Regions from separate parts of the Homo sapiens genome. Here region 2 is linked to region 1. A link is a loop called in an ENCODE intact Hi-C map of the cell type or tissue named here. Cell type or tissue: PC-3. All regions are shown on one strand. Each heading gives the region's core, and the rest is flanking DNA. Links, peaks and the distances in the headings are about the cores only.

Region 1 (5,395 bases), core at 63-5,062:
ACATAAAATAATTTAAAATGAAAATGACCATGGAAGTTTTGTGATTCATTTGGAAGAGAAATTTCAAGCATTTCATTTCTTATGAAAAAGAACACTGCAGCTCCCCAGTCTTATGACAGATATCTTTGTGTGCTGGGTCTGACCTGGCAGTCAAGCAGGACAATCTAAAATATACAGTGAGAGGGAAGAAAATGAAAGAAAGAATAAAGGAAATGGAGCAATTACATTTTTATCTCATGTAAAATCTGCAATAATCGCTGTAATCTAAAAGCTTTTAGGTCTAAGTTTTGTTTGATGGCTGGATTTGCACTGACACTTGTAGAGAAACGAGAAGTAATACATCCTCCTTCCTGGTACTGGTTGGATGCAGAATAAAACTCCCAGGCAATTTTGGCACTTCTGGTGTTCAGGCCGTGAGTAAATTACTTGCAACATCTTAGACCATTAGAATGATTACAGCAGACTGTAATACACAGTAATAGAAGGCCTAGGGCTGTAAAATTCCTTGATAATGTTTAGTTATGTGCCACTCTGTAGTACCTAGAAATAATTAAGAGAGTTAGTGAGAAAGGACAACTAGTAGTTGGATAGCTATCTCCAATTCAATGAATCAGAGACAGGGTGGATTTCAACAACTGTAACTGTTCTTAAGACTTTCTATTATGAAACTACCAAGAAAAAGATCACAACCTTCTTTTCTTGGTATTTTCCTTAGAAGGGTCTAAATGAGATGTTTAAATACAATTCCTCTTCAGATCCTAACTAAACCAAGCATTCTGGATGTGGCAGAAATAAAGAAAAGAGCCCTTAAACTCTTTATTGAATGCTTTACATTCAATAAAGGGCTTAAGGCCCAGTGGTAAGCTTTGAGAATACACAGTCAGTGAGATGGACTGGGCATCCATGCAAAGTGCTTGAAGTCCTATACCTTGACTTATACCCATGTATTAATATATGGATGGAAAGAACATGAATATGTGGCTCTATGGTCAGGAAATCAAGGGAAATTTGTGGGGAACTGGAAGTCACTGTCATTGAAAATCTGAAGGGAATGGAAACCCGGATATCTCCTGAATCTAAAACCTACCAAGGCAAAAGTTTTGGGAGGTGCTTTTATCATTACTCCATCTACTCTCCTGGAAACTGGAATCTCTGTTCAGTCTAGATGGCAAGGGCTGGTCCAGATTTGAAAATGATATCTTGGACTTAGTTGAGGTTATCTGCAGTCATTTTCACTATGTTTCATTCAGCAAGTAATGCAAATGATATCGTCTCAATCCAGGATATTGCTGGGCCAGTGGATGGCTGCCAGTGCTATCCTTCCGCTTGTAGAGGAAAGCCCAATGTTTCAAGACCTCTTCAACCTGCAGTGAGGAAGGAATGCACCAGTTCAGAGCAAAAGGTGGGCTCATTTCCATCCATACAGTTTTAGGATAGGGCAAAGGGCAGAGAATAGGCACCTCAGCCTAGATCATCTATATCTGACATCCAGGTTCTGGATTCATAACTTCTTGTTAAGCCAGTTTACCTCACCTAGTATTTTTTCTTTTTTGAAAATCAGGAATCAAAGTTTCAGTGTGTCAGATTTGGTCCTGGCTTTCTACAATGTACTCCTAGGCTGAAGTCATAAGAAGGGATCATCTCTAATTTTTATCCAATTTCTAACAATTCCAAGTTCATAAGAAGGGATCATGTTTTATTCTCAACCAATTTCTAACAATTCCAAGTGATATATATACGGGCATTGTCTCTTCAAAATGATATTAGCATATTCATTTCTGTATTCTAAAATATTAAAATGTAAAAATAACACATATATAACAGGTGACATTATGAATGTTAATGCTAACCCTCCCACTGCCAAAAATCTACCTTTAAAACTAACATCATACAGGAACATTCTGTTTTATATATATTCCCTCAGCCGAATCTTGTGCAGACAGTGCTTCAGTTGCAAGCAGATCCTGAAACAATTGTGAATCTGGATGCATTTCATGCTTTACCCCTAAGTTTACTTGTATTTGTGCTGCCCCCTGTAGGCGAGTTTTCAAGCACTGACAGTTGGTTAAACTCACTAAAAACCTCACTGTTAAGGATCTCAAGCAACTTGTGGGGATTATCATTACAAATCTCAGGTTGAAAATTGATCAATAACATTACCACTTGGAACCATAGCACTTACAGTATGACCATGTGATTCTTCCACCTCAGCCTGACAATATCATATTCTCCAGAGAAATAAGAGGCTGCCAAAGATTTCACCTTCTGCAATTTTGTCATAGCAATCTTCTCCTGTCTCTGTTTCCTATTTTGTGTTTTGTGGTTTCTCTGAAATTCCCCCTTACTCCACATCTTTCGACTCCTGATTTCTTATCATTGTTGTGACAACAGCTTGCATTTGTATAATGTCTCTTTCTTCTGCAAAACAGAAAACACAGAAATTATGTGTAAATCTCCAAGAATTCTTGCAACATCATCCATCTGATATGGGGGCAATGAAGAAAAAAAAAAAACAGAAAAACTGAAATTATTTGCTCAAGATGGTGCCATAAGAAGCATTCGCTCCCAGAGCCCAAAAGATGTGTGGTGAATAGGAGGCAAACCCTTGCACAGGGGCTCAGGGGGCCAGGTTCCTATATTGCCCCATTAACTATTTAATCTCTCAGAGCTAATTTCCCTTAAGTAAAAAAAGACAAATTCTCATCTGCCCACCATATACCAATATGGATAAAGGTAATAACTATGTAGAAAAAAGGTTTGCAAACCTTTGAGTGATATAAATATGAGCTATTACTGTTTGTAAATATTGCACCCAAGAATTAAAGATGATTTAAGTTTTTCCATGTTGTATGTAAAATCTAAGAGCATCTGCAACAGTTGTCCTTCAGAGAAAGGCAAAAAAAAAAAAAAGCCGTCGTCTTTTTCACATGTATCCATTTCGTTAAATAATTAATTCAAATCATACATATTCCTTTATACACCAATCCAGTTACGCTTTCAAAAAACTTTGATCACTTCTATCAATTTGTCCTCGTGATATATTTCCTTTGGAAATTTACAAACACACAATGCACAATGTATTTTTCTCTCAGCAGTTTGTTCTGAAAGGCTACTCAAGATTTTAACCATTTTATCTCTTTTATTTATAAGTGTGTCCCGTTACCATATACAGTCACATGTTGCTTAATGATAGCATACATTCTGAGAAATGCATTTTTACAGAATTTTATTATTTCACAAACATCATGGAGGATATTTACAGAAACCTAGAGGGTGTGGTCTATTGCTCCTAAGCTACAAACCTATACAGCATGTTACTGTACTAAATATTGTAGGTAATTATAACACAATGATAAATATTTGTGTAACTAAACAGGAAAGGTAGGACAAAGATATGGTCAAAACAATGTTTAAATGGCACAACTGGATAGGACACTTACCATAAATGGAGCTTGCAGGACTGGACGTTGATCTGGATGAGTCAATGAGGGAGAGGTGAGTGAATGTGAAGCCCTGGATATTATTGGAGACTAATATAGACTTTATAAACACTGTACATCGAGGCTACACTAAATTTATTTTTAAAATAAAGTAATTATGCTATGATGTCACTAGGCAATAGAACTTTTTCAGCTCTATTACAATCTTATAGGGCCACTGTTGTCATCTATGAGGTCTATCATTTAACAAAACATTGTTTTGTGGTGCATGACCATATTATCAAAAAGCCAAGTTAATAAAAGACAAAAATACAAAGATCTGCACATGTTGAGTAGAATAAACAAGGGGACACATTGTATGGCATTTTCTTGACTGCTCTGGCTAGGAGGGGCTTGCAGAGATGCCAACCAATTTCTTCCTTTTACAGGAGTCTGTAGAAACGGAATTATTGGGAATGTGAAGATGGTACAAAAATCTTGGGATTTTTCTAATCGAAGCATGTGTAGCTCTATTCAGAAATGTTCTACTTTGTACTTTGATATTTTCTCCCTCCCTAATCACACCCACACAAATGAAGCCTATCATCATAGGCTTGATTGAACCTGCATCATATATTTTTGAGAAAATATTTTGGAAATGGTGACAATTTCATACAATCACCTAGATGTTTGTATCTATAGAAATCTGAAGCACTGTCTGAAGGAAAAACAAAGATAACCAGATGACTTCCTTGTTTATTATCATGTAATCAGCTATTTTATAATAATCATAATTTTTTCCTTAGTCTCCTTTCAATAATTTATTGAGGAAAAATGCCTATAACAAGCCCCAAATTGCTCCCAGCTCCCCAAATAATATCACAGCTTCTATCTCAAAAATTACATAAGAGAATGATTATCAAAAAATTAAAATTTGACATTAAATGGCCCTAAGGGCAATAGATACTACTTAAAGAGATTTTTAAAAATATATTAGTACATGGAAGTAAAGCTTTAAAATTACTTGATATACTCAAAAGGGATATTATAATAGTTAGTGCCCCAAATGAAAATGAAAGAATATGAATCTAGGTCTATGTCTTTATTTTAAAAAATAATAGTTTATAAGCTGATTGAAATAAGTATGGATGTATCTGTCCACAGTCCATGTGAAATCAAGTTCTAATAAAATGTTGCAGAAAACAATACTTGTTACAAGCTCAAGGGAAAGCAAACTCAGCAAACATGAAGAAAAGTTCTGGCATACTATTATGTTGGTGCAAAAGTAATTGCAGTTTTTAAAATTTGCCATTAAAATGGCAAAATCACAATTACTTTTGCACCAACCTATTAGGTAGGTTACACAGATGCTGTTACCATCAGCACTGTAATAGAATCCAAGCTGATCTGTTCTTTTGTTTCTTTTTTCTGGGAGTTGGATGGGGGTAGAATGGAAACAGTCAATGAACATGGCCATAACATTAGAGTGATGCCTTTTAATATGAATATAGCTATACTTCTGTTTATGTCCCACCCTGTTGGTGAATGAATCAAAGCCTGTCCCATTCTGGAGGCAGTGATACATTAAACTCTTACATTAATCAACTTTCTTTCAAAAGAAAATTATTTATTCAACATGTATTTACTTAACCATGTGCCAGGTATTCCACTGACTACTGGGTAAACAAGTCCATAGTATTGAAAAATAAATGCAGTTTCTGCAACCAAGGAGTTCACATCTTTACATCAAGCCAGATTCAAACCTCAGTAATTTACCATGATTGAAATGTGCATGCATGGTACTGGTACCAAAACAGAGATATAGACCAATGGAACAGAACAGAGCCCTCAGAAATAATGCCGCATATCTACAACCTCTGATCTTTGATAAACCTGACAAAAACAAGAAATGGGGTAAAGGATTCCCTATTTAATAAATGGTGCTGGGAAAACTGCCTAGCCATATGTAGAAAGCT
Region 2 (5,395 bases), core at 131-5,130, 130 kb before region 1:
CAAGGATGGCGAGGCATATAAGTGGAAGAAAAACAGGGCCCTGATGATGTATTGGAGCAGTGGAAGTAACCCTGGAAGCATTCATCTCAGGATTCCGTGTTATGGGAGATTATTACTAAAGCAATTTGAATCTGGCTTCTATGACAATTTTATCCAAATAATCTGAACCAACACAGAAGGGTTTATTTTCCTTTTTAAAATTTTTCTATGCTGCTTATAATTTCAGTTTTGGCTTTACTTTGGCCCTCAAAGATTATTTAGATTGCTAATCCTTAATTCCTAAGATGTTAATAGTTGAAAGATAATTTTATATTGAAATTTACATTGGATTATGATCAGCAATTGTGGACTATAAAACTTTTTCTTTTCAAAATGTTTTAAGTTGATAGACAAAATTTAATGATTATAGTATTTCCTTAATATGAATAAAAATATATTTTCTTTCAGATGTAATGATATACATATTATATACTGTATATACCTACACATAAAAACTAGTTTATTGACCACATTATTCTATGCCTCTGTGCCCTCACTTATTTCTTGTCTATTATTTCAGTGCAATTCTTGAATGTAGTGCAATAAAATCTTTTTCCATGATTGCATTTTTATCAAGGTCAATGTGCATTTCTAATATTTTGCTTTATATATTTAGCTGCTATCTTCCTGGTGCATGCAACTTTATGACTTTTATATCTTCGTAAATTGTTCCTTTATCATTGTGTAATGCCCTTCGGTATCCTCTTGAGTACTTTTAACCTTAAATCCCACTTTCCCTGATATTAAGTTTAATATTCCAGCTTTGTTTTGTTTGCATTTGCTTAGTATCTTTTTTCATCTCTCTTTCTTCAAACTTTTTTTTTACTTTAAGTGTTCTTGCAACAAGATATAGCCAAATGTTTATATTTTCTTTAGTCTGAGACTTCTGCCTACTTGCAGATAGTATAGAGTCTTATGCCACAGTGTTTAATGTTTACCATTTAATGTATTTTGCTATGTCCTCAATTCAATTTTACTCATTGTAGCTTATTTGATTTACTATTTGTTCTACTCTTTCCTTGTTAAATCAGGCTTTTGACTGATTTATTGACTTTCCATTCTTGTAATTGTTTTCCCTGCACATGTATACATGCAAGTTTTTCTATAGAATTTGTAATACATTATTTTTTTTTCTATCAGAGTCTTCATCCCCTATATGAAAGTTTAGAATACTTTTATTTTCCTCTTCTCCATGATATTTTATAACTCCTGGGTTTTGTTGAAATATCTACTTTTCAGTTTTTTTTTCAGTGTGTCTTTTTCATTTCACAAATTCATATTTAGTAACTATATTATATATAATAATTCTCTCACAATCGATTTAGATTTAATTATATTTATTGCAAAATTCTTTATCTACAATTTCCCACTCATCTAATTCTTCCCCGCATTGAGATTTCTGTTTCAACTCATTTGGCGTTTAACGTTCTTCCTCAGGTCATTTCTTCTTCTGAGTGCTTGATTAATATATGTTCTCCGATTCTCTGCATATTCAGAACTTTTTTTGATTCTATTGGTGAATGATATCTTGGCTGGCAGTAGGGTTTCAAGTTCAGAGTCCTTTTAACTCAACAGACCAAAGATAAAGATGATTATTCTATTATCTTTTAGCTATCAGGAAACGTTTTATGTAAAGACCCAGATAATAAAGAGCTTGGGCACTGCAAACTAGTCTTTATCTGTAGTAATCAACCCCACAATTGTAGCACAAAATTAGTCATAACAATATGCAAACAAATACATTTATTTACAAAAAGGGGCAGCAGGCTGGATTTAGCCCATGGGCCAATGTTTGCCAACCCCTGTGTTAGTACTTTTGCGAGTAATTTAATCTTTAAAAACTTTTTGCAGAAATGTTTCTCTTCATTATTTGATTTAGAATACTAATAAGGTATGCCAAAGTATGTGTCTCTTTCTTTACTGCTGCACTGAAATTAAATGATTTTACAAACTCACGCTCAAATTCTTATTGTCTAGGAAAATGATTTTCTATCATTTAGATCAGTATTACCTCCTCTTCTTTTTTTTATTTTCCTTTTTTTCCAGTAATAGAAACTTCTATTTATTGGCAATTTAGGGCTTCTGAATATCTTCCCTTCATATATGCTTTGTTTTTTAATGCTTCCCATCTTTTTGTATTTCTTCCTGCATTTTTGCCTCTTGATCTTCTAGGCCACCAATTCCTGTCTTACATCAATTACAGGCAATTTGATGTGCATTATAAACAAAATCAATCATAAAATGTCAGTGCCGTAAAATACACAAACACACATTTATTTAGCTCATAGTCTGCAGTTCAGTGATTTAGGCTGGATTCAGTTAAGTAGTTTCTCTGGCCTCACTTATATATATCTGGTGGGAGTTGGCTAATCTAGGATGATCTTGGGTGGAATTACTGGGAGTCACTCAGCTCTGCTCTACATGCTGCAATTTCCAGCAGGGCATGTTGTCATATTGAAGGCAGAGGAGCAAGAGAACATGTGGAAACCTCTGTGCTTTTTAAGACCTTGGTTCACACCTGGCCCTCTATCACTTCTGCCTCATTCTACTTGTCAGTGCAAGTCAGAAGCCCAGTGCAAATTCTAGGAGTGAGCAAACAACTGTCCCTTCTTTATGAAGAGGAACAAACTCATGTGGCAAATGACATGAATACTGGAAAGGAAGAAGAATCAGGGTCATTGACACAATCAATCAGCCACAGGTCTCAACACCAATCACTCTTTGCTTAAATCTACCCACTGATTTATAGTGTCTTCACTATAAATCACCAACTCTACTCTCCTCAGATACTTTGTTTGATTTACTAATTAATTCTCCATTAATGCCTTATTTTTATTGTTTAATATTCAAAAAATGACCATCTCTTATGGTAGTTTTATTTTCTTTTAAGCTTTATATTCCAAATGCCGTAATTGCTTTTCTCTCCTCTTAATAATAGTTGTCTTGTCTGTTTGTTTTCCTCAGTCAGCATTTTGTTCAGCTTCTAGACCCAAATTCAATGAGTAGAGAGAAAATCCCATGAGTAATGGGAGAAGGTACTAGAATCTTGGGCGCTATTAGAAGTTATTTGCCAGATTACAGTTTCCTTTTTCCCTGTCAAGAAACAAAACACATGAATCTTCTCAGGGGCCATAGTTCTCCATGACATAAATCCTTTCCAGGAATCAGAAAGTTCAAACCTCTGATCAGGAGTCTTATTACAGATTCCCATGTACCATGATGTGACGATTCAGATCCTGGCAGAGCCTGAGGCTGGCTTCCACTTCTGGAGGCAGCTTGCCTCTGGGTACATGAGGTGGCTATTACTTTTATTATGGTTAGGAAAGAAGAGAGGCAGAGATAAATGTTCTGGCCAGTTCTCTAGGCTCCCCTGAGTCATAGCATTTAACAACCAAATAATAGTGCCCCTTCTTTGTAATACCGATCTATGAATTTAGCTCAGGAGAAAAGAGCTCAACCAGGCATCTCAGGAAGTGCCCTGTCACCTGAAATCCTTGTCCTTGGAAGGACCCACCCATGAGTCATCCCCTGCTCTTAACTGGGCACTAGAACTGGGTCTTGGTCTCTGTGTGTTGCTACAGAGGAATACCTGAGGATGGATAATTTATGAAGAAAAGAGATTTATTTGGCTCATGGTTCTGCAGGCTGTACAAGAAGCATGGCACATGCACCTGCTTCGGGAAGGACTTCAGGAAACGTCCACTCAAGGCAGAAGGTAAAGGGGGTCAGGTATCTCATGATGAGAAAGAAAGAAAGCAAGAGAGAGGGGAGGAGAGGATAATTTATTTTTAGCAACCAGTTATCTTAGGAACTAAGAACTCATTCACTCCCACAAGGACAAGGATGGCACCAAGTTGTTCATGAAGAATCCAGCCCCTTGATCCAAACAGCCCCAACCAGGCCCCACCTCTAACACTGGGGATCAACTTTTAACATGATATTTGCAGAGCATAAACATCCAAACTATATCAAACAGCCATTAGGATCTCCATCTACTTAATAAGAGCAATGATGATCAGTAAGTGGGTCCATTCAGTAACCATCCAGACTGAATATACCAATTTTACATTGCTTTATAACATAATAATTTATTTGGTTCACTATGTTTTACCTGCAAAAATTTTAATGTTAACCTAAGCATGCTTACCACAAATATTTTGTCATGCCAACTATATTTCCACATATTAATACTTCTTAGCCACAATCTCTGGCTGTTTCTCCAATAGATGAATGTCTTTTGGGGCTGATTTTCTGGTTACATTAGCAATAGCTCTTTGTGTAGAAGAAATCACAGAAAATTAACTGTAAGTTCTTTTGGTTGTTCACCATAACAGCTACTCTCATAACAACTACTAACCAATATTTTATTGTATCATTTTTGTAAATCTGTCTGTTTTCTAATTATGTCTTTACTATTTGGAAAATGACCATCTTACACGCATCTGCCAGCCCTGCATTTTTTATTAGCAATGGAGGAGGATAATTCTGATGCCTTATGTAAGCATTTGGTATGTTCATCATATGAAGTAAGTTTCAGTGTTTGACTTGGTACCTGTAGACTAGAGATCATAACACCTGTTGCTCTCTTATGCAGAACCAAAATTTCCTTTTACTGAAAGCATCCAAAGCTCAGATTCCATCTTAGTTTTTGGTTATGGGGAAAGAAGAATGGAGAAAAATAAGAAAATTCAGTCTTATCAATTAGTGGTGGTAAACCAACCAGAATTAGGTACATTTTTGTCTTTAAATTTGTTTCAAAATTCCAGATGTGCTATTTGATTTTCTTTGCCTCATTCTATATCATCCCCTGATGCCTTTGGTGTTGGCCTACCTCTTAAACTTATTTTTATATTGATAGTTAATAAAAGGTGAATTGTCTTCCATTGAAATGGTTCCTGGGATAGCTTATTTCTGTTTCCACTTTCATTCTTTATAAATCAGGATGTGCTGACCCAGCTTTGCCTTCTATGCCATCTGATCTCAACCCATGCTCTTTGTCTTCACACTTCTGAATAGTCATTGGCAATCAAAAAAATACTATTCTACTATATGGCACATATAGACCAGCAGTCACCATAACCTTTAGATATTTGTATTTTCAACAGTATCTACAAAAGCTGTGTGAATAGTAAAAATTACTTATTGAATGCATTCTGCTCTTCTTTGTTTATTTAGAGAGAGTGTATTGTGTGTGTATGATTAAAATGTATGGTTTTGTATCTCACCCTGGCCAGTGGAACTGCGATCTCTTCTCCAGTGCTCCCTCTCCCCTAATCTCTCTGCTCTGCTCCAGGAGACCCAAGTGACTCTCCTGTAGTCTCTGTCTTCCTGTGACCTGCATGTACTGGGGGATCTG

Evidence for each region. Peaks named below come from ENCODE experiments on the same cell type or tissue, not always from the same donor. Only the 100,000 strongest peaks of a DNase experiment are listed, where the experiment ranks them.
Region 2: it touches region 1 in a loop (2.0-fold over the local background); 1 of 110 quality-filtered maps calls a loop at or near these places.

What each region holds. Positions count from the first base shown.
Region 1 is chr18:44,324,065-44,329,459 of GRCh38, forward strand. LINC01478 (long intergenic non-protein coding RNA 1478) reads right to left here. Exons shown (of 5, transcript NR_110792.1): 3 at 2,183-2,418; 4 at 1,088-1,364; 5 at 1-540. Among named protein-coding and RNA genes, the nearest start is that of LINC01478, 200 kb to the right of the region's middle. In PC-3, for the core only: a CTCF peak has its summit at 2,034 (motif pointing left); no DNase peak of the experiment used is centred there.
Region 2 is chr18:44,192,586-44,197,980 of GRCh38, forward strand. No RefSeq gene overlaps it. Among named protein-coding and RNA genes, the nearest start is that of LINC01478, 340 kb to the right of the region's middle. In PC-3, for the core only: no CTCF peak of the experiment used is centred there; no DNase peak of the experiment used is centred there; H3K27ac peaks cover 392 bases.